Regions from separate parts of the Homo sapiens genome. Here region 1 is linked to region 2. The links are chromatin loops, found by intact Hi-C in ENCODE. Cell type or tissue: HepG2. All regions are shown on one strand. Links, peaks and the distances in the headings refer to the core of each region. The heading gives the core; the rest is flanking DNA. Region 1 overlaps HELZ (helicase with zinc finger). Region 2 has its middle 8.2 kb from the start of CACNG4.

What was found. Peaks named below come from ENCODE experiments on the same cell type or tissue, not always from the same donor. Only the 100,000 strongest peaks of a DNase experiment are listed, where the experiment ranks them.
Region 1: a loop joins it to region 2, with 21 times the contacts of the local background. A loop is called at or near these places in 1 of 110 quality-filtered maps.

The regions. Positions count from the first base shown.
Region 1 is chr17:67,218,619-67,234,431 of GRCh38, forward strand. It overlaps HELZ (helicase with zinc finger), which reads right to left. Exons shown (of 33, transcript NM_014877.4): 4 at 1-204. The coding sequence starts at 186. It also overlaps the pseudogene RPL36AP48. Among named protein-coding and RNA genes, the nearest start is that of HELZ-AS1, 18 kb to the right of the region's middle. RefSeq lists an enhancer at 5,395-5,689. In HepG2, for the core only: no CTCF peak of the experiment used is centred there; no DNase peak of the experiment used is centred there.
Region 2 is chr17:66,948,603-66,964,415 of GRCh38, forward strand. No RefSeq gene overlaps it. Among named protein-coding and RNA genes, the nearest start is that of CACNG4, 8.2 kb to the right of the region's middle. In HepG2, for the core only: no CTCF peak of the experiment used is centred there; DNase peaks (open chromatin) are centred at 9,739 and 10,522; H3K4me3 peaks cover 467 bases; H3K27me3 peaks cover 2,550 bases.

The sequences.
Region 1 (15,813 bases), core at 4,566-12,565, 270 kb after region 2:
GTAGAGAAGACTCTCGATTTTGATGCGTTCTATTTCCAATGGACAAGGCCCTGTGAAGTCTGCCATGGAGTACTGGCCAAGAGAAAGAAGGGCCTCTGTGCAGTGCTTGAGGGCCATTTCATAGTCCTGCCTCTTAAGTGATTCACATGCTTGTTCACATGACTTTTCAGCTCTTCTGTCTTCCATGACTCAGGGACAAAAATCCTACAGACAGGGAGAAAGAACAAGAGAAGGTTTTTTAAACTTATTAATTATAAATTCTAGCCCCATTCCTATCTCAGCTGGCTTAATTATCTATCTGAATACTCTCAGCTAGCCTTTTGATCAAGGTCACAGCTAAGCAGCAGCTATTGATGCTACAAAATCTATACTTCTCTTTGATATTTTATGAAGTCTTTACTAAGATTCAAGCAAAATGTCAATCATAAGCCAGGATCATACCAACAATATAACAAATTTATAAATGAGGCAAATTTAGAAATGAAACATGACTGTGAATACCGCAAAGTATACAACAAACCATAAAGGATCCCCTTTCTTAACCAAAGGGACAGAAACGTTTCATATCCAAATCTCCAAATTTCAGTTTCCTAATTTCAGTCTCACAGTTCTGTGACCATGATTGCAAAAAACCAAAATCTATACCATGCAGGATTATTTCCCACCAATTAAAAAACTGGTTGGAACTGTATGAACTGTCCATTAATTCAATTCAACAAACATTTCTCGAGGGCCAGGCCCTGTGCTAGCAGCAATGAATGCAAAGACAGGGCATGTCATCTCTGCTTTCAAGAAACTCAGATTCTAGCAAGACAGGCAAAGCACAAATGAACAATTACAAAAAAGACTTATTCCATCTGCCTAAAGGCATGAGCTGATTGCAAAAGGTGAACAGGAGTTCACCATACAGATGACAGGGAGAGCAAATGTGAGCTTTTCAGAGAGACGAGTTCAAGTGAAATCACCAAGGGGAGAAAATACACAGCCTAAACTCAAGGTACATCAGAGGAGTAAGAGAAGCTATGAATGACCTCAAATGCCACAACAAGAAGCAAGGGTTTTATTCCACAGGCAATGGAACACGATGAAATTTTTTAAATACGGAAGGAATCTATCAAACATAAGTCCTACCAGTTCTATAAAGAACTGGTTAGAAATAGAAGAAATCACAGCTTGCCACAGGGGAAGAAATGGCAAACATTGCCATTAGTAAGAGATCACTAAAATAGTCCAAGTAAGAAATAGCAGGAGTTTACACGTTGTTTCTCCCTAGCTATAACACTCATGGCAGGGGTGGAAAACTTGGACACAGAAGACCGACATCCTTTGACCTGACATTCACAATACTGCTCCAAAGAGTCACTCTTGCTGACCATCTCTGTCAAACTTACAGATTGCTTTCCGTGCCTGCATCCACCTTCTCTCTCTCCTGCTCCTCCCTACCTTCCACCTTAACCGCTGGCCTTACGGTACTTCTTTGTCCCTTCCGCCTGCCTCCAGCCTACATATATGTTCTCTGCCAGCCTTCTCGGCTTTTATAATGACACATGGGCCCTGCCCTCTCCTCGCTGTGCTGTAACCATCTGCTGCCAATAAACTGCAGTGCAAGATGAGGGGAGAAAAGTCATTGATGGGCAGCTCATAGAGAGCAGCAGGAGGCAAGATGACAGACATCTGAAGAGGTCTAAGCCCCTTCAGCTTTTGAGATTCTTGGTCTACCAAAACAGTAGAAATAGCTAGGGAATGAGATAAGGGAGAGTTCAAAAAGGACTTCAACAGTATTTGTCAGCATTTGTTCAATATTGGGGATTTACACATGTGGTACAATATAACATTCCCTACTTTTCTCAGTTTGGAATTTTTAATTTTAACACTTTTTTTTGAGACAGGGTCTCACTCTGTTACCTAGGCTCGAGTAGAGTGGCACAATCACTGCTCACTGCAGCCTCGACTTGCCAGGCTCAAGCAATCCTTCTAACTCAGCATCTTGAGTAGCTGGGACTACAGGCATGCACCACCATGTCCCGCTAAATCGTTATTTTATTTTATTTTTGTATTGACAGGGTCTCCCTATGTTGCCCAGCCTGGTATCAAAACTCCTGGGCTCAAGCTGTCCTCCCGCTTCAGCCAACCAAAGTGCTAGGATTACAGGTGTGAGCCACTGCACCAAGCCTAAACTAACACTTTTAATATAAAAAAAGAAGAAATTTAATTGTGTTATTAAGATAACTCCCCCCCCCCCAAAAAAAAAGAGTACTGTATTCTTGGTCTTTTACATGGTTTCCCTTTAAACTTCCTCAGCTTTCCTTCAGGGAGGCTGTAATTCCCAGTTTAGTTTAAGGGTAAGGGGATTTAAATAAGACACAGTTGGTATGCATGCCTGTTACACAAACATACATTGATGTGGGTGAAATCAATTGTTCAATAAAAGTCAAAAATAATTTCTGTATCACTACAGCAATGTTGCCCATTAGACAAAGAGTGGCATTACAAAATTACTAACTCATGATATAGTCCAGATATAAAATATCAACACTATTAACATTTTGGGCTCAATAATTTTTTGCTGTGGGCCATTCTGTGCATTGTAGGTTATTGAGCAGTCATTATCCCTAGTCCTCACCAGCAGATGTCAGTAGCACGTCCCCTGACTTGTGACAACCAAATATGTCTCCAGTAAATGTCTGGAGAAGGCAAAATCAGCTCTAGTTGAGAACTACTAATATAGACAAGCATACACTGCTTGCCAGATAACAGCAACACAAGATTCATAAAGTCCATGGATACCAGAGGCCCTAGAATTAGCAAATCTTCCCTACAGAACTCCCAGCCCACATCCAGACCAATAATACAAAAAGAAGTCGTAAGAAAACAAAGCTAATAATGCACCAGCTAAAATCTTTCTTAGGAATGAGTATAGCACAGTGATCCAGAGCACAGACTGGGAACCAGAATTCACCAGCTGCACCACTCTCCAGCTGCATAGCCTGGGGCAAGTGGCTTTACATGGATTATTTCAACTTGCTCACCTCTAAACTGGGAAGACAACTAATACCTACCTCCTAGGGTTACTGCAAGGATTAAGTGAAATAATACCTATAAAGTACTTAAAAGAATGCCTGGGACATAAGTGCTCAATAAGTGTTAGCTATTATAATGTCTCTAAAATTCCTTATTTTCACTTTATATAAAGTTTTTTGTTGTTGTTGTTGCTGTTTTTTGTGTTTTTTTTTTTTTTTTTAAGAGACAGAGTCTCGCTGCGCAGCCCATGCTGGGAGTGTAGTCGTGCAATCATAGCTCCTGCTGCCACACACTTGGGAATCATCCTCCTTCCTTGGCCTCCCAAAAAGCTGGGACTACAAGTGCATGCCACCACAACCGGCTAATTTTTTTTTTATTTTTTTGTAGAGACAGGGTTTCAATGTGTGGCCTAGCCTAGTCTTAAACTCTTGGCCTCAAAAGATCATCCCAACTTGGCCTCCCAAATGCTGGGATTACAGGCGTGAGCCACTGTACCCAGCCTACATAAAGCTGAAATCACTTTACTGATCTCAACATACAATACGGTATAGACAATGAAGTATTATTCTATGTAATTACTTTACCTACTTGACAGAGGATTTTCACCTATTTTCTCCATCTCAATACACTGGTAATGATTATCCAAAGAATAGCCATTGGAGAAAAAAGTATATCTGCAAGTCACTGACAAGGACTAGCTAAACCGTAAATCTGGCTATGAGGGATGATCACAAAGATTAATATCAACAATGATTCCCAAACATATTAGCCAGGGAGAGCTCGGTAACATTAATATGTAAGTAGAGATTAAGCGCAGAACTATGAATTTCAGGAGCTTTGAGAGGAAATGACTCAATTTACGACCCTTCCTCAGAAGTGGATATCTACCCCAATTACCTTTGTTAATCAGGGCCTGATGACTAGTTTCCAAGATCTACCTGAATCACAGTAGGGTCACTTAGCTGTAGTGTGGAACTCAATACAACGCATGCTCCGTTCAGCTGTTTTGTCGAGCTTTTCAGAAAACAGCATGACCTTACTGCACCCACTCCTTCTGAAGAAGCTAAAGTGGTTTATCAAGCATAAAAGCAAAACTGTCTGTCAAAGTCAAAATGAGAAAACATCTCAGGCCATGCTAAAATGGACTATGGATAATACGCAGTGAGAGATCTAGAAGTACTTCTAAATGAGGCCAGCTCCCAGATACACTTCAAGAGTGTAGCTGACACCCCTGCCTAGGACACATCGATACATCTGTATCTATTGTATGTGATCCTGCTACCTGAACGTAACAGCCAGATCCAAGGGCAGATACTGACTAAGTGAGGCCGGGCACGGTGGCTCACGCCTGTAATCCCAGCACTTTGGGAGGCCGAGGCGAGTGGATCATGAGGTCAGGAGATCGAGCCCATCCTGGCTAACACGGTGAAACCCCATCTCTACTAAAAATACAAAAAAAAAAAAAAAAAAATTAGCCTGGCATGGTTGCGGGCGCCTGTAGTCCCAGCTACTCGGGAGGCTGAGGAAGGAGAATGGCATGAACCCGGGAGGCAGAGCTTGCAGTGAGCCGAGATCGCGCCACTGCACTCCAGCCTGGGCAACAGAGCGAGATTCCGTCTCAAAAAAGAAAAAAAGAAGATACTAAGTTGGGTCTCTAAGGATTTTTCCCACAGGGACAGAGTGGCCCAGGGAATGGAAGTCGCTGGAGCTGAGTCACATTAAGCACATTAAGCACACCAATGTAGGAAGAAGCATCACATTCGCCCATTGCTGAGGTCCGCCCCATCTGTCTTGACTCTTTCTCTTCCTGTTAAAAATTATCCAAACTTGGCCGGGCGTGGTGGCTCACGCCTGTAATCCCAGCACTTTGGGAGGCTGAGGCGGACAGATCACCTGAGCTCAGGAGTTTGAGACCATCCTGGCTAACAAAGTGAAACCCCGTCTCTATTAAAAATACAAAAAATTAGCCGGATGTGGTAGCACATGCCTGTAGTCCCAGCTACTCGGGAGGCTGAGGCAGGAGAATCACTTGAACCCAGGAGGCGAAGGTTGCAGTGAGCTGAGATTGCGCCATTGCACTCCAGCCTGGGCGACAGAGCAAGACTCCCTCTCAAAGAAAAAAAAAATATCCAAACTTTTATCAAAGGAACATAAAACACTAATTTCCTTTAAACTCCTATCCCTGTGAGAAACACTGACTTGGAGGATGTGACTTCACAAGCAAGAAAGCTGAAATCAGAAACCAGGACTCTAATCCAAATCCACTAACTCCTCTGATCTGTTGCTGACCTATAAAAAGAGACTAATACCATGCAATGAACGTTAGTTGTTCTGCCACCAAATACCCATTCCCTTCCCTGGTAATAAAAGCCCACGATTTCCCTTCGAGAATTCACCTCTCCCCATCTCTCAGACCATGTGGTTCCTGAAGAGCTAACTCCACCAGGGATGTGGGGTGGCATGTGACACTAACTGGCCAATCCGAGCCTCACAGCCCTGAACACAGGGATTGGCTCAGGGTAGGCCATATGACCCTGTAAGAGCCAATGAGACACCATGAGACTCGCTGAGGCTTCTGGGAAAGAAACTGAAGCTCCTTGCAGCTGAATCTAAATTCTGAGAAACTACAGGGGGTTGAATATACCGCAGCCATTTTTCTTACAGTGTCAGCAACTGAAGTCTATACAGGAAAAGGCAGAGCTGATTCACAGGGAGAAACTAAGTCCTGATGACATCACCTGACCCCTGAATCCAGCTCTGGCTAGCTGTGCCTGGACTTCGAAGTTAGGTAAGCCAAGAAACTTTTTTCCAGCTTAAGTCAGTTTAGGTTGATATTTCAGGCAGTTGGAACCAAGACAGTCTTAATTTAGATAATCTGATCAGTACCAAATGAGCTGATAATTGTCTTGTAAAATAGTGTATACACGATTATTAATAACAATGATCATGTTATTTATTACTAATAACAGTAAGTGTAAAGAGAAAAAATAAGTGAGCATGGGAGACAAATGGCTTAGTGTGATATATGATTCTTCTGTGTCTTAAAAATATAAGCCTAGGTTTCCATGCCCATAGTGCTCATGCAAACATGGTGAACGTTGCTAAAACCCGCCGGACTTTCTGTAAGAAGTGTGGCAAGCACCAACCCCACAAAACGACACAGTACAAGGGCAAGGATTCTCTGTATGCCCAGGGAAAGCAGCGTTATGACATGAAACAGAGTGGCTATGGTGGGCAAACTAAGCCGATCTTCCGGAAGAAGGCTAAAACTACAAAGACGACTGTGCTAAGACTTGAGTGCGTTGAGCCCAAACAGATCTAAGAGAATGCTGGCTATTAAAAAGATGCAAGCATTTTGAACTGGAAGGAGATAAGAGAAAGGGTCAAGTGATCCAGTTCTATGTGTCATCTTTTATTATGAAGACAATAAAATCTTGAGTTTATGTTTAAAAAATTACATATATATATAAGCCCAAAGCATTTGTTTTAACAACTTATAAAGTTACTTCAGTAATAACAAGAAGCTTTTACTGAAGGTTCATCGTGTGCCAGATGTTTAAAAGATTATATGTACGTAATCTAATTTAATCCTCACAATGACCCTATAAAGTAGATATTAGAATTGTTATTATCATTCCCATTCACAGATGAGGAAACTGAAGCACAGAGTTAACTTATCCAGTTACACTGTAAACGACAGAGGCAGGATTCAAATCCAGGCAGCCCGACAACTCCTACTTTTACCACGACACTGATTCTGAGCCCACAAGCAACTAAGGTTCTAATGCTATTCCAACAGAGTAAAAACTCAAAGTCCAGCACTCCCAAAAGCACCAAATGTGACAGTGAAATATCACCTTTTAATTCTGAAACAGGGTTAACATAGTTCTGCATTATAAAAAGTATGTCTGTGTTAGTAACCGCAATGTTAGTGATTACCATTTTAAAAAATGTAAAACACACACACACCCCTAAGCCAATTATCTCCTTGGTTAAGCAAAAATCCTAAGTGTCCCAAGACAAAGGAGTGTATTAATTAGCACCATCTTTCCATAAAATGGTAACATTTGCATCCTTCCACAAAAGTCAACTTTCAGACAGTATCCCATCCCTAACTTACTTTTTGCCACTTTTATAAAACAGAAACTTGTTCTAAAATTGATTCATCTTAGCACAATCTGACAAAAGAGCAAAATCGATAAATTTTATCAAAATTAAACATTTTTGTACCATGAAAAAGACACTGTTAAAAGAATAAAAGACAAGTTAGAGACTGGGAGAAATTTTGTGCAAATCACTTATTTGAAAAAGGATTCAGATCTGAAATATAAAGAACTCCCTGACGGGCGTGGTGGCTCACACCTGTAATCCCAGCACTTTGGGAGGCTGAGGCGAGTGAATCACAAGGTCAAGCGATCAAGACCATCCTGGCCAACATGGTGAAACCCCATCTTTCCTAAAAATACAAAAATTATCTGGGTGTGGTGGCGTGCACCTGTAGTCCCAGCTACTCGGGAGGCTGAGGCAGGAGATCGCTTGAACACAGGAGGCGGAGGTTGCAGTGAGCCGAGATCGCACCACTGCACTCCAGCCTAGCAACAGGGTGAGACTCCATCTCAAAAAAAAAAAAAAGAAAAAAGGAAAAAAAAAAAGAACTCCCAACAGTCAACAATAAGAAAACTAACCAAATAAAAACTGAGCAACAGATTTCAACAGATACTCCCAAACAGGATATAATGATAACAAATAAGCACATAAAAGATGTTCAGTGTTATTAGCCATTAGGGAAATGCAAACTAAAGCCATGATTAGATTCCACTACATACCTATTAGAATGGCTAAATTAAAAATATTGATAACACCAAGGGATGTACAGTAACTGGAACCCTCATACATGGCTAGTAGGAATATAAAATGATTTAGCCACTCTGGAAAAAGGGTTTGCAGCTTCTTATAAAATCAAATACACACACTACACTATATGACCCAGCAATCCCCTTCGCCCCTCAGATACCACAGAGAAATGAAAACTATGTTCACACAAAGATCTGAACACAAATGTTCATAACAGTTCTATTCATAATTGCTAAAAGTGGAAACAACTCAAACGTCCTTTAATGAGTGAATAAACAGACCTCTTTGTGATATAAAACTACTCAGCAACAAAAAGGAACAAGTATTCAATATATGCAATAACTTGAATTAATCTCAAAAACATTATGCCACATAAAAGACCCCAGTCTCAAAAGCTGACATACTGTATGATTCCATTTATACAATCTTATTCTCAAAAATATAAAACTATAAAAATGAAGAACAAGATCAGTGGTTGTGAGCAGGTATGGGGTGGGTAGGGGTAACTATAAAAGAATAGCATGAGGGAGTTTTTAGGGTGATGACACTGCCCTGTATCCTGATTGTGGTGATGGCTGCACAAACTAGACATGTGTTAAATTAGTAAAACTGTATAGCAAAAAACATCAATTTTACTATATGCTAATTTTTATAAAATTGTAAGAATTATTTTTAAAATATGACCTAAATGTCACATTTGACTTTTTTTTTTTTTTTAAGATGGAGTCTCACTCTGTCGCCCAGGTTGGAGTGCAGTGGCGTGACCTCAGCTCACTGCAACCTCCACCTCCCAGGTTCAAGCAATTTTCCTGCCTCAGCCTCCCCAGTAGCTGGGACTACAGGCACACACCACCACACCCAGCTAATTTTTGTATTTTCAGTAGACGGTTTCGCCATGTTGGCCAGGATGATCTTGATCTCTTGACCTCATGATCTGCCCACCTCGGCCTCCCAAAGTGCTGGGATTACAGGTGTGAGCCACCACACCCAACCGACATGATTTTTTAAAACTACAAAGAAGAAAATGCAGCAGGATAAGTGTGCTGTGAATAAACAGAAAACCCATGCACTTCCCTTCCTGCATATGTAGGTTTTAGAGACAAGAATGGAGCCTCAAAAAGAACCTCTCCAAATGGAACAATGATTGAGCTCTCTTGGCAAAAAATGTAGAATACTTTTGAAGAATTGCATCATAGCTAGATGGTTGGTCCAGGACCAAAAGTAAATGCTGGAAGAAAAACAAAATCAATCTTTCCACTCTGAACCTCTGTCTGTGACAGTATGAGAAGAACCACCAGACCACCTTGAAATCAAGTCATGAAATATGCTTTTATTTTAAAAATCAGCTATATTCCTCAAATTAACTTCTCTTGTTAATGTAGTTATGGTCTTCTTTGATCTCAAAAGACCAAATCCTTTGTTAACAGAGAGACTTTAAGCAAAAGTAAACTGATCAAATAGCAAGAGGCCACAGTAGTAACTAAAATTTCTTCTATCTAAATTCAAGATGATTTCTGCATCTCTGTCTTATACATTTGCCTATTAGAAAAAAAATATGTATCTACCACATAATTAACTTAGGTGCAATGAATCAGACTGCATTTCTAAAGGTTTTAGAAGACTGATGAGTTATGTTAACCATAATCACTATCTCCTTTGATAGAAATTACTAACATCCGTAATTGGTTCTTAATCAGACCCCAAGATATCTTTACTTACTAGGCTATATAAACAATAAAACTTAAAGGACAAATATAATAAAATGCACGTTTCATTATATAACAAAACAAAAATTTGTATCAGAAGAATTGCTAGAAAAAATTGGATATCCACATTTTTTAAGTTAGTTATTTGCCATTAATTCTTCTAATTGCTTTCCTTGTGGAAATTCGGTTACTAACCTGAAACTAGAAAGTAAATACACTTTGGGAGGCCCAGGCCAGCAGATTGCTGAGCTTAGGAGTTCGAGACCAGCCAGGGCAACATGGCGAAACCCCGCCTCTACCAAAAATACAAAAAATTAGCTGGGAGTGGTGGCACAAGCCTGTAGTCCCAGCTACTTGGAAGCTGAGACATGAGAATTGCTTGAACCCGGGAGGCAGAGGTTGCAGTGAGCAGAGATCACCCCACTGAACTCCAGCCAGGATGACAGAGGAGACTTTGTCTCAAAAAAAAAAAAAATTTATTGTGACGAAAGAAAAGCCAAATTGATACATTATTATTATTATTATTATTATTATTAGAGACAGAGTTTCACTCTTGTTGCCCAGGCTGGAGTGCAATAACGCAATCTCGGCTCACTGCAACCTCCACCTCCCAGGTTCAAGAGATTCCCCTGCCCGAGCCTCCCAAGTAGCTGGTATTACAGGCATACGCCACCACACCAGGCTAATTTTGTATTTTTAGTGGAGTCAGGGTGTCTCTGTGTTGGTGAGGCTGGTCTCAAACTCCCAACCTCAGGTGATCCGCCCGCCTCGGCCACCCAAAGTGCTGGGATTACAGGCATGAGCCACTGCACCCAGCTGATACATAATTAAAGTAACCCAAGTGAAGAGGAAGAAAGCCTATCAGAATGTGCCCCTTTCCCCACTGAGCAGCAAGGCCCTGGTAAGCCAGTGTGGCTAAAGTGTATCATGCTTCCTGAGGGAGAAAAAGTATACTTTAGAGATGGCACAATAACTCTGAAATGCCTATAAAATAATGTCAAAGCTCATTAACAGATATCCGGGCCACCACCAATCTGGCTACAACCTCACTTGCCCATCACCCCAACACAGGCCCCAAGTACACAGTCAGGCCTCTGAGACTCTGATAACATTGTTCCCTCTGCCCAGAACATCCTTTCCTCGCCTCTCTCTGGACCTAAATCCTACCCAGATTTTAACGAATGCTTCAACATCTACTTCTCTAAGATGCTCTCCTCCCAAAACTAAAATAGCATTACTTCCTATAGAATTAATTGGCCTCTGAATCATCTATTATCTTGAGTTAAATGCATCGTGTAAAATGCCTTATCTGCCCAACACAACTATCTTATAAATTAGAATCCATTTTATACCATCTTTATCCCCATGACAACCATTCAATTCACTAAAACCATTCCATAAATAATTAAATTTCCCAAAGATGACCTAAATGCCAAGCATACCAAGAACTGTCCTGTACCAAATTCAGTTCTCATTAGCATGTCAAGTCACAAAGAGGCATGTTTTATTACCTTTTAGTTCATCTGCATTTTTCCAAAACTGGAATCTATATAGTCCTATAGTATACACAGGCAAAATAGTCTGCAAAGTAGTTTTACTCATTGTACTGTACTTAATATTCAGCCAGACTTGCATTTTTCTCTAAAACATAAAATCACTGAGTATGCAAGAAGCATTAGAAGAGAGACTAAGCCTACAGAGAAGAAAACTAGAAACTAAGATCATCAACCGTGGTCTCTTTTGAATAATCATTTTCATAAAGAGGTAAATTCTCTTAAATTTTAGAATAAGTGGAATTTAGTAGAGTATAGAATGTTTTAAATACATAAAAGAAATATCCTGATGGGCCTTCTGCCATCTGTTTTAATGACTGAGATAAACTGAATTTTCTAAAAATTATATCAACAGCTAAAATTGAGATTTTTTTTCCATCTATTACTTTGATTTTTCCTGATCCATTTTTCAGGGTTTCCAGCAATTCTGGAGCTAGCCTTCTTAGTTTCAAGAATTCCAAATTGTTTCTTGAAGAGTTTGAGCCTCTTCCCAAATCACTTAACATGCTTATTAATTTAAAAGATATGAAGAAACAAAAAACCCATACTTAAGAAGCAAGCAAGGCTGGGCACAGTGGCTCATGCCTGTAATCCCAGCACTTTGGGAGGCCGAGGCAGGCGGATCACGAGGTCAAGAGATGGAGACCATCCTGGCCAACATGGTGAAACCCTGTCTCTACTAAAAACACAAAAAATTAGCTGGGGTTGGTGGTGCATTCCTGTAATCCCAGCTACTTGGGAAGCTGAGGCAGGAGAATCGCTTGAACCTGGGAGGCAGAGGTTGCAGTGAGCTAAGATCGCGGCATTGTACTCCAGCCTGGTGGCAGAGTGAGACTCCATCTCAAAAAAAAAAAAAAAAAAGCAAGCAAATTATACTAAAAGGCTGACTTCTAGAAAAGGTTACTGCTTGCCAAGAAAATTATATTACTATAAAACATTGTCTATTCTTTTTGTTTCTTGATTTTTGCTTCCAGATTATCTGTGTAGACACAGAATCACATTACTACTACCACCAGTACTATCACAGCCCCTTAAAAGCCATCTTCAATTTACCAACAGATTATGTTCTAATGCTGTATTTTCAAATCAGACTTTAAAACTGAGAACAGAGTTTTCTATACAGTGTTAACAATAAGGTTACTGGGAAGATTTAAAGTGACAAAAGCAAGTTACAAAATAATATATATGGTATAATCCCATTTTGTAAGTAAAAAACAGATTATAAATAATGGTCATCTCATTTTTGTGAAATATGTAAGTATTGAATATTTTGCATAAGAAAATCAGGAAGGATAAGACACAGTCTAATCATGAAGAAAATACCAGAGAAACCCAAATTGAGGACCATTCTATTAAATATCCAAATAGTACTCCTGAAAACTGTCATGAAAAACAAAGTCTGAGAGGCTATCACAGCCCAAAAAAGACTAAGAAGACAAAACTGCTACATTCATTGCAGGATTCTGGATAGATTCTGGAACAGAAAAAGGGTATTAGTGGGAAAACTGGTGAAATCCAAATAAAGTCTAAAAATTAGTTAATAGAAATGTACCAACAATGGCTGGGTGTGGTGGCTCACGCATGTAATCCCAGCACTTTGGGAGGCCAAGCCAAGTGGATCACAAGGTCAGGAGATCGAGACCATCCTGGCTAACATGGTGAAACCCCATCTCTACTAAAAATGGAAACAATTAGCCAGGCGTGGTGGCAGGCGCCTGTAGTCCTAGCTACTCGGGAGGTTGAGGAAGGAGAATGGCGTGAACCCGGGAGGCGGAGCTTGCAGTGAGCCGAGATCATGCCACTGAACTCCACCCTGGGTGACAGAGCCAGACTCTGTCGGAAAAAAAAAAAAAAAAAGAAATGTACCAACAATGGTTTCTTACATTTGACAAACGTGCCGTGGAAACCTAAGACATTAACAATGGGGAAAACTGGGTAAAGAGTTTATGAGAACTCTGACCTATACTTCTTAATTTTCTGTAAATCTAAAATTATTACAAAATGAAAAGTTTATTACAGGCCAGGTGCGGTGGCTCACACCTGTAATCCTAGCACTTTGGGAGGCGGAGATGGGTGGATCACCTGAGATCAGGAGTTCAAGACCAGCCTGGCCGATATGGTGAAACCCTGTCTCTACTAAAAATACAAAACTTAACCAGGCGTGGTGGCAGGCGCCTGTAATCCCAGCTACTCAGGAGGCTGAGGCAGGAGAATTGCTTGAACTCGGGAGGGGGAAGTTGCAGTGAGCCAAGATCACACCATTGTACTCTAGCCTGGGACAAAGAGCAAGACTCCATCTCAAAAAAAAAAAAAAAAAAAAAAAGTTTACTACAAAAATAAAACTGGGTATCTCCAGGTGATGCTATTACAGCTTTTTTATTCATCTGTATTTTATAATTTTTTTTTTTCGAGATAGAGCCTCGCTCTGTCACCCAGGCTAGAGTGCAGTGGCACAATCTCAGCTCACTGCAACCTCCGCCTCCCAGGTTCAAGCGATTCTCCTTCCTCAACCTCCTGAGTAGCTGAGATTACAGGCACACACCACCATAACCGGCTATGCCCGGCTAATTTTTGTATTTTTAGTAGAGACGGGGTTTCACCATGTCGGCCAGGCCGGTCTCCAACTCTTGACCTCATGATCCGCCCGCCTCAGCCTCCCAAAATGTTGGGATTACAGGCGTGAGCCCCTGTGTCTGGCATTGTATTTTAAAATTTTTAACAAGCAATAAGTTTTCATTGTCATGGAAAACAAGACTTAGTCCCAGAAGACTTAAGTTAATTCGCCCAAAGACACAAAATTGCGGCAGCATAGGAATTCTGGAATTAATTCTCTTTACTCTAGACCCCATGCAGAGACCTAAGAACATACCCTATTAAACTTTTTGACTCTTCTTACTTGCTAATACACAAAATTTAAGGTCACCAGATTACTTTTGCTTCACTATAATTGATGCAGAGGGAGGAAACAGATGAAACAATACTGAGAGCTGTTGAAGTTGGACAATGGGTACATGGGCATTGATTACACTCTTCTTTCTACTTTTGTATGTCTGAAAATGTCCATAATAAAAAACTTTTAATTAAAAAATAACCAGCCTGGGCTTGGCGCAGTGGCTCACGCCTGTAATCCCAGCACTTTGGGAGGCCAAGGTAGGTGGATCACTTGAGTTCAGGAGTTCGAGATCAGACTGGCCAACTGAGTGAAACCCTGTCTCTACTACAAATACAAAAATTAGCTGGGCATGGTGGCACATGACTGTAATCCCAGCTACTGGGAAGGCTGAGGCAGGAGAATTGCTCGAACCTGGGAGGCAGAGGTTGCAGTGAGTCGAGATCGAGCCATTGCACTCCAGCTTAGGCGAAGAAGCGAGACTCCGTCTCAAAAAAATAAAATAAACATAACCAGCCTGGCCAACATGGTGAAACCCCATATCCACTAAAAACACAAAAATTAGCCGGGTGTGATGGCATGCCCCTGTGATCCCAGCTACTTGGGAAGCTGAGGTGGGAGAATCGCTTAAACCTGGGATGCGGAGGCTGCAGTGAGCTGAGATCGCACCACTGCACTCCAGGCTGGGTGACAGAGCAAGACCCTGTCTCAAAAAATTTAAAAATAAAATTAAAAGATAGAAAATAAAGTCCTCACTCCCCAACATAACTATGGCACTTCCTACTCTCTATTGAGCACTGCTGCCTGGGTGAGGAGACACCACCGCTAAGAACCTTCAGCATTTCTCAGTGTGAAGCAGAGAGAAAAGTCATGGACTGGGAATCTTGAAGCTTCCATGTTGGTTCTACTTTAACTAATTGTGAGACCTCACTGAGTCCTCTTAACTTTTCAGGGCCCTAAACTTCCTTAGCTGTTGCCCCAATAATCTCTGAAGTTCCTTCTAGGATTAAAATTCTGATTTCAACTTTCTACAAGCTCCTTAAACTCAACACAATCAAAACCAAATTCATCTTCATTCTAAACTCCTAAGAGCCATTCTCCCTCCTGACTTCCCTATTCTTTTTTTTCTTTAATGTCCCATTCTTCCAGCCACCCAACCATAAAAACCACAGCCTCATCTCTGACTTGAGACATAGAACTCAAGTTCTGTATACATAGAAACCCCCACCCCCGTCTCTACTAAAAATACAAAAATTAGCCAGGTGTGGTGTCGGGCACCTGTAATCCCAGCTACTCGGGAGGCTGAGGCACGAGAATCGCTTGAACCCGGGAGGCAGAGGTTGCAGTGAGCTGAGATAGCACCATGGCACTCCAGCCTGGGCGACAGACAGACTCCATCTCAAAAAAAAAAAAAAAAAGAGAGAGAGAGAGAGAACTTTGGGAGGCCAAGGTAGGTGGATGGCTTGAGCTCAGGAGTTCAAGACCAGCTGGGCAACGTGGGAGACCCCCATCTCTACAAAAAATACAAAAATTAGGTGGGCGTGGTAGCTTGTGCCTCTAATCCCAGCTACTAGGGAGGCTGAAGCAGGAAAATTGCTTGAACCTAGGAGGCAGAGGTTACAAAGAGCCGAGATGGAGCCACTGTACTCCAAAAAAAAAAAAAAAAGAAAGAAAAAAGAAAAAAAAAAACACAGAGATACAGAATTAATTGTTCCCACCCTACCCCATCTAATTAGTCACCACATCTCTCCATTCAACCTCCAAGATAACTCTTGAATCCTTTCCATGG
Region 2 (15,813 bases), core at 6,676-14,675:
AGAGGATAAATCAGTGCCCCGGGGCCACCACAAATGACCACAAACGTTGTGGCTTACAACACACATCTAACAGGGGTAGAATCAGGAGTGCAAGTCTGGCTGGGCTAAAATCCAGCCTGGCAGGGATGTGTTCCTTCCTGGGGGCTCTCAGGAAACTCTGTTTCCTTGCTCTTTCCAGCTTTTAGAGGCTGCCTGCATGCCACAGTTCATGGCATCTTCCATCTTCAGAGCCAGCCACGGTGGGGTGCGTGCTTCCCACATGGTATCACTCTGACCTCCTCTTCTGCCTCTTCCTTCCACTTTTAAAGGCCCCTTCCGATTCCATTTAGGCCAAACCAGGATAATCTTATTCCAAAGTCAGCTGATTTGCTACCTTCATTCCCCCTGCAACCTCAATTCCCCTTTATCACTCAACATAACATATCCACAGGTTCCAGGGATAAGGAAGGGGGAAGCCTTGGGGGGCCATTATTCTGTCCACCACAGTAAGAATTCAATCCTTCATGTTGAGCAAAGATGAATGAATGAGATGAACCTACAAACTTCATGGACCACCAATTCTTTGCACCTTTTTGCCTCTATCGTAAGTGGTTACTGAACTGCCTAAAAGTGCTTCTTTGGAATCACACACTGGAAATCATCTGTTCAGAGAAAACCCGCCGAGGCTGGGCTGCCTCCTCACCGTGACCACCGCACTTCACGAAAAATCTATCCAGGCCGTGGTGTCTGCACACGACCCACCCTGGCCCAGACCCAGGGTCCTGTGTCTGCCCTTCTCCCCCATAAGTGGGTTGCCTTTCTTCACGAACCCCAAACATGCAATGGAGAATCACCCCTGCGAGTTCACTCCCCACTCTGGTACCTTCAGTGAACTCTCCTGGCACAAGTGGGTGGATGCCACTCTAGAAAACCATATATAGGTAAAAATCTGAATTTGCAAGGAGGGTCTGTTAGAAGTCGATTACTCATTACAGAAGGATACACCACGCGGTCTCTCTAAAGTGCAGGCTTCCAGGAGCACTTCAACACAGGAGCTGGTGTACGACTTTGAGAGTGACAAGAGGCATTGTCTGGCAGGCGTCACATACTCCACCACCCACAGGAGCCAGCCAGGAAGACAACGGAAATGATGAATCAAGCCCAGTAAGAGAGTCCATTGCCAGATCGAGGCAAGCATGCACAACGTCATTTTATGCTGGTAACGTGACACGGTTCACAATATTGTCCCATAATTCTATTTGGACAGCTCCTTCTCTTAAGCCTAGATCAGAGTTAGCTAGCATCCCCCTCCTCCCCTCCTCTTTCTGTGTTTTTATTCTGGGGGAGAACTAGAGCTGGTTGCTACAGCAACCAATTTATTTCTGCAAGTGCATTTTAACTTCCCTCAGATGTTCTATTTGATGGGAACTTTTCCCTTCTTGGGGTCTGACTTTTGCAGCATGCTTTCACTAAGCCTGCAAACCCTTCCTTTTCTGCTGCCTTAGGGTTAATACACACATTTACTTAACACAGGGGGGAAAAAAAAACACAAAACACCCAACTTTAAAAACAAGGCATTTGGAAGAGAGAGAAAAACAAAGTAATTACATTTCCAACTCTGCTGTCATATCAAACTTGTAGGATCTCGGGAGCTGCGGCGTTTACCATACAAGTGTTGGTTCTTCTTTACTCCTCTCCTCACCATATAGCTCAGAAAATATATTCATTTACTTTTTCACTCAACGAATAATTTATTGAGCATTTCTGTATGCCAGGCCCTATGCGTTAGGTGGTGGAGTTTCAGAATTGAACAAAACAGACCTGGGTCCCTCCTGGAGTTTGCCAGGTATGAGAAAGACAGGCTGACATGCAAAGACACACTGACATGCAAATCCTGATGTTGATTATGGGGGTGAGAGCTATGAAGAGAGGAGCACGCCATCCAGACTACTGGTCTGGAACAGCCTCTCTGAGAAGGTGATGTTTCAGCTGAGATTGAACTTGAGACTGAACTTGAACTTGAAACCAAGAATTGAGACCTGAGAGAAAGAAGAACTCTCTCTGAGCTGGAAAGGAGCTTGGTAGATTGGAGGGAGGGACAGTGGCCAGTGTGGCAGCCTCTCAGGGAAAAGGGAACCTGAGCTCAAGGTGCAGTTGCAGGTAAGGACCAGATCACATAGGACAGGCCAGGTGTGGGCATTCATATTGACCCTCAGTGCACGGGAAGACTCTCTGACATGGTTTTCAGCAGACAAGTGAAGTAATTGACATTTGCACAGATCCTCTGGCTGCCAAGGAGAGAACGCATTGAGGGAATGTAGGTGGCAATTGTGAAGGAGAAGGACAGTGTCGCTGGAGGAGGGTTTTCCAGGCATCCAGAGGAGAGAAGCAGGTGGCCTGGCCAGGAGGCGGCAGCAAGACAGGGAACAGTGGACAGGGTAGAAATGCATCTTGGACATAACACTGGCAGGATCTGGTGATGAGTTGCCTGTGGTCTGTGGCCTGAGCCACAGGCCAATGGTGGTGCTGTACTGAGATGGAGAAGCTGGAGAAGGAGTAGGTTTGGAAGGAGGAAATAGACTCCATGGCACCTGCCTCCTGCTCAGAAGCCTTGTCATGCAATTCCTCTTTATGCAATTCCCCTTTTGAGTCTGTCTCCCTCTCTGAATGGGAGGTTCCATGAAGGCTGGGGTCACACCTACACAGTTCACTGCTGTATTTTTTTTTTTTTTTTTTTTGAAACAGGGCCTTGCTCCATCACCCAGGCTGGAGTGCAGTGGTGCAATCTCAGCTTACTGCAGCCTGGAACTCCTGGGCTCAAGCCATCCTTTCACCTCGGCCACCCAAAGTGCTGGGACTACAGGCATGAGCCACAGTGCCCAGCCCACAGCTCCATTCTGAGTAGTGCTCACAGTGCCTGGCACCGGAAGGCCCTCGGATAGCCACTGTATTCATTTCCTAGGGTTGCAGTAACTAATTACCGGATGGCTTAAAAAAAAAAAAAGAAACATATTTTCTCACAGTTCTGGAAGTCAGAAGGCTGAAATCCAGGTGCAGATAGGGTTGGTTCCTTGAGGAAGCTCTAGGAAAAACCTGTTCCGCGACTCTCCCTCAGTTTGGGGGCTGTTGGTAGTCTGCGGTGCTCCTGGGCTTGCTGGCACCTTGCTCCAATCTCTGCTTTCTCCTCTGTGTGTCTTTTCCCCTTCTCTCCTAAGGACACTTGTCATTGGACCTAGGGCCTACCCTAATTGAGGATGATCTCATCTCAAGATCTTTAACTTGGTTACAGCTGCAAAAACGCTTTTTCCAAATAAGGCCACATTTGCAGGCTCTGGGCATTAGGACTCAGGCATACTTTTTGGGTGGTCACAATTCAACCCACTTCATCCACCAACTGAGAAAATGAATGAGTGAGTACCCGGCGATTTCTGGTTGATTGGAGAACCAAGTGTAACTCAAACGCTGGGTCAGAGAACAAAGCCCTGGCTTTTCAACCAGCCTTCTGTGGTAGCTGTTTGTATTCACCGCCAGTTTCTCTAAGTTGGTCATTTAGGGATGCGTCCATAACACAGCATGTCAGGTAGGTGACTCACAGTGAATAAACTGAAGAGAAGCTGAGTCATAGTTAAAAGCGGACTTAACATTCCAAAGGTGAACAGCAATCCAGCCTCGAGGCTGAAGCCATTCTTATGCCTCTGCCAGCCAAGGCAGAGACAGATAAATAAATACCATCACTGAGCCAGGCGGCACAGCGCGACCTCCAGGCCCGCACCCCTCTCAGGCATCCTGCCTGGCCGGTCTACCTCCTTCCAGAAGCAATGAATATTTCCAGCATGGAGCAGGAGGCAGGTCAACAAATGCTGCTCTAAACATCTTGGTCAAGCTTGCTATGACCTCCCATCCTGCCATACACACCTTAGGTCACAGGCAGCCTCCTCTCCACACTGCCACCCTGCAATGAGGGCCACCCCCTCTGGAAACTACAGGGGGTCAAAAAGTGGGAGGTTTGTCTGTGTGCCCCACAATCCAGGCAGAGAGGTCCAGGGCAGAGGGGACCTTTGAGGGGTACATGGCACCCTTCGAAGGCCTCAGAACACGTCTGCCTTTACAAGCTGACCACAGCCACCAACACTTAGTCTTAGGAACCCGACTTCTCTCTACCTATGAAGGTTTTCTGCAAGGTTTTGTCTCCTAGAGACCCTGCCCCATCCCAGGCCCTGCCCGGCTGACCATCCCCCCCTCCAGTATGAAGAGTCTGCCTGTCCTGATCCAAGACAGGCAAGGACCAGACCCTGGAGGAAGGCAAGTGACATTGCAGGGGGACAAGCAGAAAAGTGTCTGAGGAGCCCAAAGGCCAGGCTCTCCTGGGACTGAGAGCAGCAGCTCCGGCTCCAGGAACACACAGGGATGCACATGGCAGGAACTGGGGCTGTCACGAGCAAGGCCAAGTGCTCTCCCTGGGTGCTGAGTTTCTTTGATCACCAGACCTGAGAAGGGCCCTTTTCCACAGGGGCCTTGGGACTCCTGACTGCTGCCTCAGCATGAAAGTGTCCTGTCTCCCCAGCTGAGCCCCTCTCTGGGAGGCAGGTCCCCATCCCCTGGGCCTTCCTGCTGGGGTGTGCTGCTCTCCCCACATTGTGTGGGCACCAGCACTATCCACTTAGCACCTCAACCCCCCGGGGCCTCTTCACTCGTCTCCCAGGGGCTCCCCTAAAAGCTACTTGCTCCTGAGCTCCAATTGTAATCAAGTCCCAAAGCAGCTGGGTTTAAAGACACAATTATGCATTATGGATAAAGGGCAGGTCACCCTCCCCCGCCAGCCAGCTGGGCATCTGTGCTTGCCCCACGGCTCCCATCAGAGGCTCCAGCAGGCCTGTCCCTCCCCTGGGCACACAGAGCAAGCCAAGGCGCCCCTTGGTGCCCGCAGTCCCAGGAGCCGAGCACGGGGCTCCTGGCTGCAGCCGCAGAAAGGCCCTCTTGCTGGGATCCCACTACAAATTGATGAACGCTAATGACCTGCTTCCTCCATCTGGTACCACAATCATGAAGATGCTCCCAAACGCTGGGAGTTGGGGGGTATTCTTTTTTTCTTTTCCTTTTTGCCTTTTTTTCAAATATTTATGAAGAGATTTTCCATTTATCCTGACACGTCTTCTCCACCGTGGGTGTCAGCTAGGAGGGCTCAGACAACAAACTCCAGAAGGTATTTTCCCCAAAGCAGCATCTGGCTCCGTTGGCAAGTACAGCGGGTGGTTTGCTGGGAATTGGCCGAGGAAGAGGGAGGAGGAGCCACAGGCTGGCAGCCTCCGGTCCTGGCTCTGTGATGCTCCCAGGGATGGGGCTGGAGCATCCCAAGAGAGCAGCCAGGATACAGGACCTCACAGGCACCCCCACCAGCCTCTCTCTCACTCTCACCCTTCAAGTCTTCTGGTCTGATGCCAAAGCTCCCCAGCTCCCCAGGTAAACCACCTGGGTGGTGACCAGTTCTCCACGGCAGCCTCTAAGAGTCTTCTTCAGCGACAATTCCCAGTGGGACAAGTTGGTAAAGGAGAGGGTGCTGGCTTGGCCCCTGCATCTCAAGCTCTCCCCTCCCAGGAAGCCTTCTAAAGGCAGAGCCAGAGGCCTCCCTCATTCTCCCTGATGGGCATTTCCCACCTTTGGGGACAGTGTGACCCACACCGGGGACAGAGAGAGTTGGCTGGGCAGCAGGGCTAGAGGTAGCAATAAGAACCTTATGGAATCTCCCAGGTCACACCAGCTTAACTGCTGTCTTCTGTACTCACTGTGGCAGAGCCAGCCAAATGGATCCAGGAACCCCCAGCCCCACATTCCTTGATAGTTACCAGAGTCTGAGCCAGGCTGTATCTGCCAAAGATGAATTCTGGTGAAAATCAAACACTTTCCAGGAGATCTTGGGTCCAAAGGCATCATGGCTTTGTGCCCTTGATCTTGCCTGGGCTGCCCATCAGCAACCACTGGGGAGCTTCAAAAAATATCAATGCCCAGCCCCACTCCAGCATGGTCAGAATACCTGAGAGTGGGGCATATATTTCTAAAATCTCCCAAGTCATTGCCAAGGGCATCCGGGGTTGAAAACTATTGAGCTATGGGAAGACTATGTCCCCTGGACACAGGCAGTCCTAGACTGGAGTCCTTGCTCTTTCACTTACTTGCTGTGACCTGGAATCAGTTACTTGCCTTCCCAAAGCCTCAGTTGCACCATCTCTAAAATGGGGATAACAACATTTTTCTTGTCCTAGGGTGCCCAGCACATGTAACTGTTTAACAAAGTCAAGCTGCTATTAATCATCTTCCATCACGAACCCATCTTCCAGGACAAGAGACTGCTGGTGTTGAGTATGCAGAGCAGCCCAGCAAGGCAGCCGGCCAGGCAGCTGCTTCCAGCCATGCACAGAACTGGGACCTTGGAACTGTTACCTCCCTTACCTGCAGAACAGCCTCAAGGTCTCACCTCTGGGTACCAAGGCTGCAAGAGGGCAATTCAGTCCTTACCTCTGGGTACCAAGGCTGCAAGAGGGCAATTGAGTCATGGGCCATACCACTCCCCAGGTGATGACACTCCCAACAGATACAGCACCAGTCAAAGAATATCTCTCTGAGGCCGGGTGCGGTGGCTCACACCTGTAATCCCAGCACTTTGGGAGGCTAAGGTGGGCAGATCACCTGAGGTCAGGAATTCGAGACCAGCCTGGCCAACACGGTGAAACCCTGTCTCTACTAAAAATTCAAAAATTAACCGGGCATGGTGGTGCATGCCTGTAATCCCAGCTACCTGGGATGCAGAGGCAGGAGAATCACTTGAACCTGGGAGGCGGAGGTTTAAGTAAGCTGAGATTGCGCCACTGCACTCCAGCCTGGGTGACAGAGTTAGACTCCGTCTCAAAAAAAAAAAAGAATATCTCTCCTTGAATTTTATTTTGTTTCATTTTATTTTAATTTATTTTATTTTTGAGATGGAGTCTCGCTCTGTCGCCCAGGCTGGAGTGCAGTGATGCAATCTCAGCTCACTGCAAGCTCCGCCTCCCGGGTTCACGCCATTCTCCTGCCTCAGCCTCCCAAGTAGCTGGAGCTACAGGCGCCTGCCACCACGCCCGGCTAATTTTTTGTATTTTTAGTAGAGACGGGGTTTCACTGTGTTACCCAGGATGGTCTCGATCTCCTGACCTTGTGATCCGCCCTCCTCGGCCTCCCGAAGTGCTGGGATTACAGGCGTGAGCCACCGCGCCCTTCCTCTCCTTGAATTTTTAAAGGATCTAGAGCATTTAAAGTATCTCCTCTAGGAAGCCAATGTGTCTCCCATCCTGTTTATCTGGAAATGGTCTGCTATCAGATTCAGCTGAGAGTAGAGCCAGATGCGAGTGTTTGAAAACTCACTCTGCTTGGCACCGCCCTGGGTGGGCCAGGGTGGCATGGGGAAGCCCTGAGGCCCACCACAGTCATGCAGGGAGCAAGTGCTTCTGGGCAGACACCCCAGTGATCCTGCAGACCACTTGAAGAGGCCCCCAAGGCCCCAGAAGCATTGCTCACTCATGAGTAAATTCGATTTCTTATTTTGTGTTATGTACATCTCCTGGTGACATCTGCTGATGCCAGACCATCTTGCCTGGGTCAGCAGGGCACCAATGTCTTCTTCAAATCTCATGGCAGCTCTACCAAAGCAGGTGCCACTCTGCCAATGGATTGCTGGGATGAGTGGGCCTGGAAGAGTTGAGTTGCTTGCCATAGCCCTTTTTGTATACCACACTTTGCCGCCACTTCCTGGACAAGAAAAGAATTTGAAGAGAGTTTTGGCAACTGACAGCAACGATTTCTTTTCTTTTTTTTTTTTTTGAGATGGAGTTTCACTCTTGTTGCCCATGCTGGAGTGCAATGGTGCGATCTCCGCTCACTGCAACCTCTACCTCCCAGGTTCAAGCGACTCTCCTGCCTCAGCCACCCAAGTAGCTGAGACTACAGGTGCCTGCCACCACGCTGGGCTATTTTTTTTGTATTTTTTTTTTTTTTTTTGAGACGGAGTCTCGCTCTGTCGCCCAGGCCGGACTGCGGACTGCAGTGGCGCAATCTCGGCTCACTGCAAGCTCCGCTTCCCGGGTTCACGCCATTCTCCTGCCTCAGCCTCCCGAGTAGCTGGGACTACAGGCGCCTGCCACCGCGCCCGGCTAATTTTTTCTAATTTTTTGTATTTTTAGTAGACAGGGTTTCAGCGTGTTGGAATTATTTTATAATAATTCGAGGCTGGTCTCGAACTCCTGACCTCAGGTGATCCACCCGCCTCGGCCTCCCAAAGTGTTGGGATTACAGGCGTGAGCCACCGTGCCCAACCAGCAAAAATTTCAATAATGTCTTCATCCCCAAGAAGACCCACATAGGTTCCAAGGAGACAATATGAACCAATAGGGAGGGCTCTGCTAAAAGGGGAAAAAAAACAACAACAGTATTTCTGGATTAGATAAATTAATGGGTCTGTATTACGAAGGGTGCTGGAGTCCAGTGACATCAGTGGTTGTTGGCAGTTGAGGATAAGCAGTAGCTTCAACTTAGTTGTCAGGGAGTATTAACGAGCAACATAATAAAAGTTATTGTTTATTTAGTAAGTATTTAAATCAAAATTATAAGCACAGGTTCTGTATACAGATCGCAGAGGTTTAAAATCAGGCAACGCTTGGCAAGCAATTTACCTTCTCCATGCCTTCGTTACCTTTTGGTAAAATGAGGTCGATAACAGTATCTATCTCAAAGTATTTTGGAAAAAATCAAATAAGTTAATGTATGGCCAAGCACGTCGAATAGAGCATGATACACACAAAGAGCTCAGTAACCATCAGCTATTAGCATTTTTGTGTGAATGTTTTCCCTGGGCTTACTGACTCTGCATGATAACCAACGCAATGAGGCCAGTGTTTGGTTTCCCGTCTTACTGGGGCCCAGAGAGGTTCAGCCACTAGTCCTAGGCCACACAGCTGCAAATGACAACGCAGAAGTGGAAACGCAGGTCAGCCTGAATCTGATGACCTTTCCTTTCTACCTCATCAAAAGGCTTTGGAGATAAAAGCAACGAAGACCCAGCAGCTCTTCTGTGACAAGCAGGAATCACGGACATAGGAGGCAGAGGGCAGGGAGTCAATTGATAGCCTCAATCCAGAAAGATGTCTGCAGTATAGAGCAAGCCTTCCCACCCAGTAGCAAGCAGAGCTCCAGGAGGGCTGAGACCAACCCACCCCCGACCCCCTAGCAGCCAGGTGAGAGCCCAGGGAGGCTGGAGATGAAAAGGAAGGTGTGGTTCTGAAGGCGAAGGTACCTGAACCTCCATGGAACCAAACCTTTCATTCAGCAACCAAGCCCTTAGCAGAGTTGCACATAAAACGCGCCCTCTTCTTCCAGCCCCTGCACCAGGCTGTTATATTTTAGGAATTAAAAGCTCCGCTCTGGTAAAAGCACAAATGACACATGTTTGCTGAAGAATGTGCTGTCACTGACCATCCTCCCCGCCCCCTCCCGCACCTGTTTTCAAACGTTTCAGCCTCTGAGTGCAGACGATAGCCTCCTCGGGGTTCTTCTCAACCCTTTGAGAGTCTGCTCAGTTTCAGAGGCCAGCTGTGGACAAAGGAACCTCTCGGCCTGTTTGTCCTGTAGAGTGTTTTGAAAAGAATGTTCTCAGAATAACCAGCTGATGCTAAAGCGTGCTGGGCCGGAAGCTTTGGCCAAGCCAGGCCGTTAATATCAACATGCTCATCAACCGGGCTAGTTCCAGAACAGATTCTAGCAAGAGAGGCCGCCTGCAGGGCACAGTCCATACTGGGATCCGGTTTGCAAACACACAGGTCTGGCTAAGCCCACACGGACTTCACTCACAGTTCACTGTGTTGTTTACTGTTTAAGGGTACTGGGTTTTTCTGCCATCACAGTAAATGGAAAATGCCCAGGAGAGGGTAGCAGCCAGAGGCCAGAGGCATCTCAGAGGGGCCACTGGGTACCTGGGTCAGGGGCTGGCCCTCCGCCCTCCACTCTGGCCAGCATTAGGGCAGGTGCTGGGGGTAATAGCCAGGAGGGAGGAAGAGAAGGGTGGGCTCCCAAGGCTGGTAGCTTCTAGAACCTGCCTGCCATCAGCCCAGCTCACTCCTATCTGCCCAGGAAATGGGGAGCCTTCTCCAAACCCCAAACTCCAGACCCACTGCCAACAGCTTAAAAAGCACAGCTGTTTCCTAACCTCTCCACCCTCATGTGAATTTTATTATTATTATTATTATTTTTAGATGGAGTCCCGCTCTGTTGCCCAGGCTGGAGTGCAGTGGTGTGATCTCGGCTCACTGCAACCTCCACCTCCTGGGTTCAAGTGATTCTCCTGCCTCAGCCTCCTGAGTAGCTGGGATTACAGGCGCCTCCCTCCCCCTCACCTAACCATACCTGGTTAACTTTTTTGTATTTGTAGTAGATAGGGGGTTTCACCATGTTGGCCAAGCTGGTCTTGAACTCCTGACCTCAAGTAAGCCACCTACCTCGGCTTTCCAAAGTGCTGGGATTACAGGCGTGAGTCACCACACCTGGCCCCTCATGTGACTTTGATCATCATTTGAACTTGATTTCATCTGGATAAATATGTGAGGAGGAGCAGGGGAGGAAGAGACGGGCAAAGAGGCCTCTGTGCCCTTTAGGGAGTGGGGTGCAGTGTAGTAGCAGATGGAGCCCAGCTGTGCTCCAGGCAGAGCTGGGTTCAAATCCTGGTTCAGCCACTTGCTCTCTGTTTAGCTGCGAGTTCACCACTTACACAATGGGGATAAAAGTGTCCTCTTTATGTGGTTGTTGTGATGGATAACTGAAAGGAGAGACTCAATGACTGGCACCCAGAGGACACTCACGAAATGCTATCTCCCTTCTCTCTGCATTTCTAGGTCCTGGCCTGGCATGGAGATGGTGAGTGTGCCACTGTTTTATCGCAGCTGAGCTGGAAAAAAAAATGCTGTGTATCCAGCTTCCATCACCTTGAATAGGATATCCGTGATAAGCAAATGAAACGGAATAAACTTGAATACATAAAGCCATGTAGCATTTTCTGATCTCCCTCAAAGGAGTCTACTGAAATACTGAAGCAAAAAAAAAAAAAAAAAAAAGAAAGTCATCCTTGCAGCGTGCATAATCTGATGGAGGGGAGGCTGGTAGGACCCGGATTTCCAGGCATTCTTCTTAAAGGCTGAGCAGGCTGGATGGGTTGCAGATAAGCCTCCACACCGAGCCGAGCCCCGGAATCTTCTGAGCCTCATCCCCAAGCCTTGGCTATAGAAACTAGAAATCATGCTTTGTGTCAGTTCACCTGAGATCTCACCCAGGCTCCTCAAATCCCCTCACTAAGCCTTCTGAAATCACCAGAACCATCTGCTTTGGGTTCAGAAATGAGATACTACAAAAGTTGACACACAAAGGTCATTATTTCTGGAGGACAAAGGGGTAAAACAAAGCTTTTCCTAAAGGCTTTGGGAGCTACTGCAGAAAGCGACTGCGTTCCCCTGGCTGGTGGAGGGCCTCTCCCGTCTTCTCGCCCGGGCTGCAGATGGCAGCCAGCTTGGCCACTTGGACGTGCAGGTTATGCAATGTGAGCATCCTAATACCGTCTTCCCCTCCCACAGCCGCCACCCGGCTGCCTCACCCTGGAGCTGGGATTGTCCAGGGCTCTGGGCTCATTAAGACTCTGTCTTCACAGCCAAAGTAAAGTGAAGAATTGAGGTAATTACCTAAATGATTCAGTAAGGAGGAAAGACACCACCACGGGTGGAAAAAGATAGTTTGGGAGACTGGTCCAAGTGACTGGCAAATATCGCCACCTCCTCAGCTGGCAAGGGAGGTAATAATACACGTTTACTTGTTCACACCCCCAGCAGTAACATTTATATGGGCGGTGGGGGGCAGTTCATGGTGGGAGAGGATGCCAAGTGTCCAGTCTCTCCAGAACAAGACCAGTCCAGGACCTCCTCCTAGGCAAGAGGAGAGCACATCCCTCCCTTGATTCTGGAAGCGTCACATGGGAGAAACTCCAGGGTCCTCAGGCAGCAGTTAAATACTGTCATTTAGAGTTCTGTAATCTGGCTGAGCAGAAATTTCCAGATTTAAATTGTGCTCACCCAGGCATGATGAATGGTCTCAGCCAGTCTTGGGTTTGCTCCAGCTCCCTGTGCCGGCGGTCAAGTCCTTATGCGACTCCACAGTCTACACCCTCATCACCGCAGGACCAAGTGCAGCTGCCAGTGGGTGTCCGCAAACAGAAAGGCAAACTGCGGAGCTCCCGTTGGGGTCCCCCTGAATTAATAGGTAATAATAATGACACAGCCCAGCAGTACTTAACAATGGCAAAGAGGCTGTTTAGCGTCCTTGGAAAAACTCTGGCCTTGAAGTCACTGAGATTTGAGCTAAGATCTGACCCCACCATCCTCCAGGTGTGAAACCTGGGGCAAGTTACTCAGGTCTCTGCACCTCAGATTCCTCTGGTGTTGTCAGGGGGTGATAAGTGAGAATTAACAGTGAATGTAGGCCGGGCACGGTGGCTCACACCTGTAATCCCAGCACTTTGGGAGTCTGAGGCAGGTGGATCATTTGAGGCCAGGAGTTCGAAACCAGCCTGGACAGCATGGCAAAACCCCGTCTCTACTAAAAATACAAAAGTTAGCCCGGCATGGTGGCACACACCTGTGGTCCTGGCTACTCAAGAAGCTGAGGCAGGAGGATTGCTTGAACCCAGGAGGTACAGGTTGCAGTGAGCCAAAATCGTGCCACTGCACTCCAGCCTGGGTGACAGAGTGAGACTCCATCTCAAAAAAAAAAACCACAACAAATTTTTTAAAGTGGATGTAATATATGCTTCCTAGACAGTGTTGGGCTTACTGTCTCTAAAAAAAGGCAGAAAAGCCAGAATTTACTGCCCAGTCCACAAACGGTGGCTAAGCGTACACCACACGAAAAGGGGCTTTTTTTTTTTTTTTGAGACAGTCTCACTCTGTCGCCAGGCTGGAGTGCAGTGGCGTGATCTCGGCACACTGCAACCTCCACCTCCTGGGTTCAAGTGATTCTCCTGCCTCAGCCTGCGGAGTGGCTGGGAATACAGGCGTGTGCCACCACGCCCAGCTAATTTTTGTATTTTTAGTAGAGACAGGATTTCACCATGTTGGCCACAATGGTCTCGATCTCCTGACCTCGTGATCTGCCTGCCTCAGCCTCCCAAAGTGCTGGGATTACAGCCATGAACCACCACGCCCGGCCCAAGGTTGCTTTTTTTTGACCCTTGAAACAACTTTTTTTTTTTTTTTTTTGAGACAGAGTCTCACTCTATCACCCAGACTGGAGTGCAGTGGCATGACGTTGGCTCACTGAAACCTCCGCCTCCCGAGTTCAAGCAAATCTCCTGCCTCAGCCTCCCGAGTAGCTGGGATTACAAGTGAGCACCACCACGTCCAGCTAATTTTTTTTTTAGTAGAGACGGGGTTCCACCATGTTGGCCAGGCTGGTCTGGAACTCCTGACCTCAAGTGATCCCCCTGCCTTGGCCTCCCAAAGTGCTGGGATTACAGACGTGAGCCACCGTGCCCAACCAACCCTTGAAAAACTCGGCAAGTTGCACTAGAGAGGTATCCTTTTCCCAGGTGGTTTCGGCTCATCCAGATCACCTTGCTAATTAGTCCCGGAGCCAGCATGAGGTGGTGACTGACTTGGCTTCTGGTCCAGTGCATTCTCAACTCTCCCACACACTTTTCTGCAAGTGGAGGAGTGAGAGCTGGTCTACCAAGGTTCTGATGAAGGAAGATTTTGGTTTTGTCTCCCTTGGGATGAACATGAGGACTGCTTGCTTGGAGGAGGGACCCACCACCTGTCATCTCTGCCATCTAATAGGTGATTGGGGGAAGCTGCTGCTCTCCACCCCCGAAGATCAGGTTCATGCAACTTACATTCATTTGTTTCTCCCAAAGTCCCTGAGGAAGGCTGCAAGTAGGACAGGGTGGAGGGGGATGTTCCTGAGTAACCCAGTGGCTGGCTCAGGATATGGATTTTCACACCATGCTTTGTGGAACCCGGGGTCTAGAGAGGTGCTTTGGGGGCTGCAGTGCGTGTGTGGGTGGGTGAGTACCAGTGCCCTGGGCCCCTCATTCAACCAGAGCCATGCCAGCCCTTACCTACAAGGCTAATTGGTAGGAGACCTGGTTTGTTTACATTGCGCTTCCATTTATGATTTAATTTGAAACAATGATTTGTTAGAAGAGGAAGAAGAAGAAGAAGAGATGGAGGAAGATGAAGAGGAAGAGGAGGAGGAGGAGGGGAGGAGGAGGAGGAGGAGAGAAGAACTTGGGATTCATTTTCCTGGAGTTTCTGAGAACAGAACCTAGACTTAATCCTAGTGGCTGTTAGGGTTGGAGGTGGGTAACCCTGTTCTGGGTCAGAGCAAACCATCTCACACCTTCTGGTCCACTTAGACATACATTGGGCACCTGCTGGGTGCAGAACTCCAGATCCGGTGGCAGGTGGGTTAAAGTAAATTAGAGATGATGACCCTCGTCCTTTGTGACTTGGAAAGCAGAATAGACACCCCAAGGGCAGAAGGGGCCAACAATCACTGTCACAGCCAGCCTGGTCCTCAGGCTCTGTCACCTTGTGATGTTTGTTTTTTCCCTTTATGTATATGATCTATTCCTCCCAATCAGACTATAATTTTCCAAGTGGCAAGAAACAACTCTCACTCAGCAAACATTTGCTAAGCCCTTACCATGTATGCCAGTCACAGGAAAGGCTCACAATCTTGTGGGACAGAGAACAGTGATTTCAACACGGGGAGTGGGGACCAGGGAAGGTGCCACAAAGAAAGTTAAGCTTCGTCTTGCAAGAATAGCAGCACTCCCTATACCTTTTTCCATATCCTGGGGTCCAGTGCAGCCAGGGATGCCAACAACAGGACCACCTGGACATGTCAAAGGGTGCTGCACCTCCTGATGCTGGGCTCTGAGAACCTCCTGGAGGGAGGGGTTTGGAGCTGGGTCTGGAAGGAGGAGTCCGGACCGGCTCCCTGGAGAAGGGAGTGTGTCCAGGTTGGGATCACGGCCAGCAGCAAAGGCAATTAAGTGAAGCCAGCAGGGGTTGGGGTCAGAGGCTGACAATAAAGGCCAGGGGAGGGAAAGCCGGTTAAGCTCGAGCAGAGCAAAAGGCAAAACGAAATAAAGGCATTGCGAAAGGTTGGGAGAGAAAGGGAAAAGGCTGGCGGGTGGAGTGTTGGAATCTAACACAACTGGAGTGTCCCTGGACTCTAGCAGTAATAGACCCTCAGAAATGTGAGCACAGAGGAACGCCCCATCTTCAATCTCAGCCTTGCCACCACTCTAGAAAGCAGAGACCCTGTGTTCTCCCCAAAGGACTTCTCGCTGTCATCGCCCTTCTCCCTCAACCCCAAGTCAGGGTCCTTCCAGGCCCTGCAAGGGGATCTGGAGGAGCAGGAACCACCTGGGTTGGGGTGGGGCCTGGCCCGGGCCTGGCGTGGCTTGCAGGGTCTGGCAGCTGTGTCCCACATCTGGGGTTTCAGGAATTCTGACCTGAACACGCACTCCCACACTCACCTTCATCACCAGGTGAACAGGCACAGAGGGGAAAGGAGGGACACACCCACCCACGCCCTCCTCCACAAATTAAAGAATCCGCAGGGCCGTCGGAGGGGAGGCTGGATGTCCTGGGCGGGTAAGAGAGGTGGCTGGAGACGCGCTTTCCCTTCGGTCCTCCTGGGGAACACTTCCCTCGGCTTCCTTCACTCCAATAATGTGAATGAACTCTGGGAGAGAGAGAGAGCGCGCGC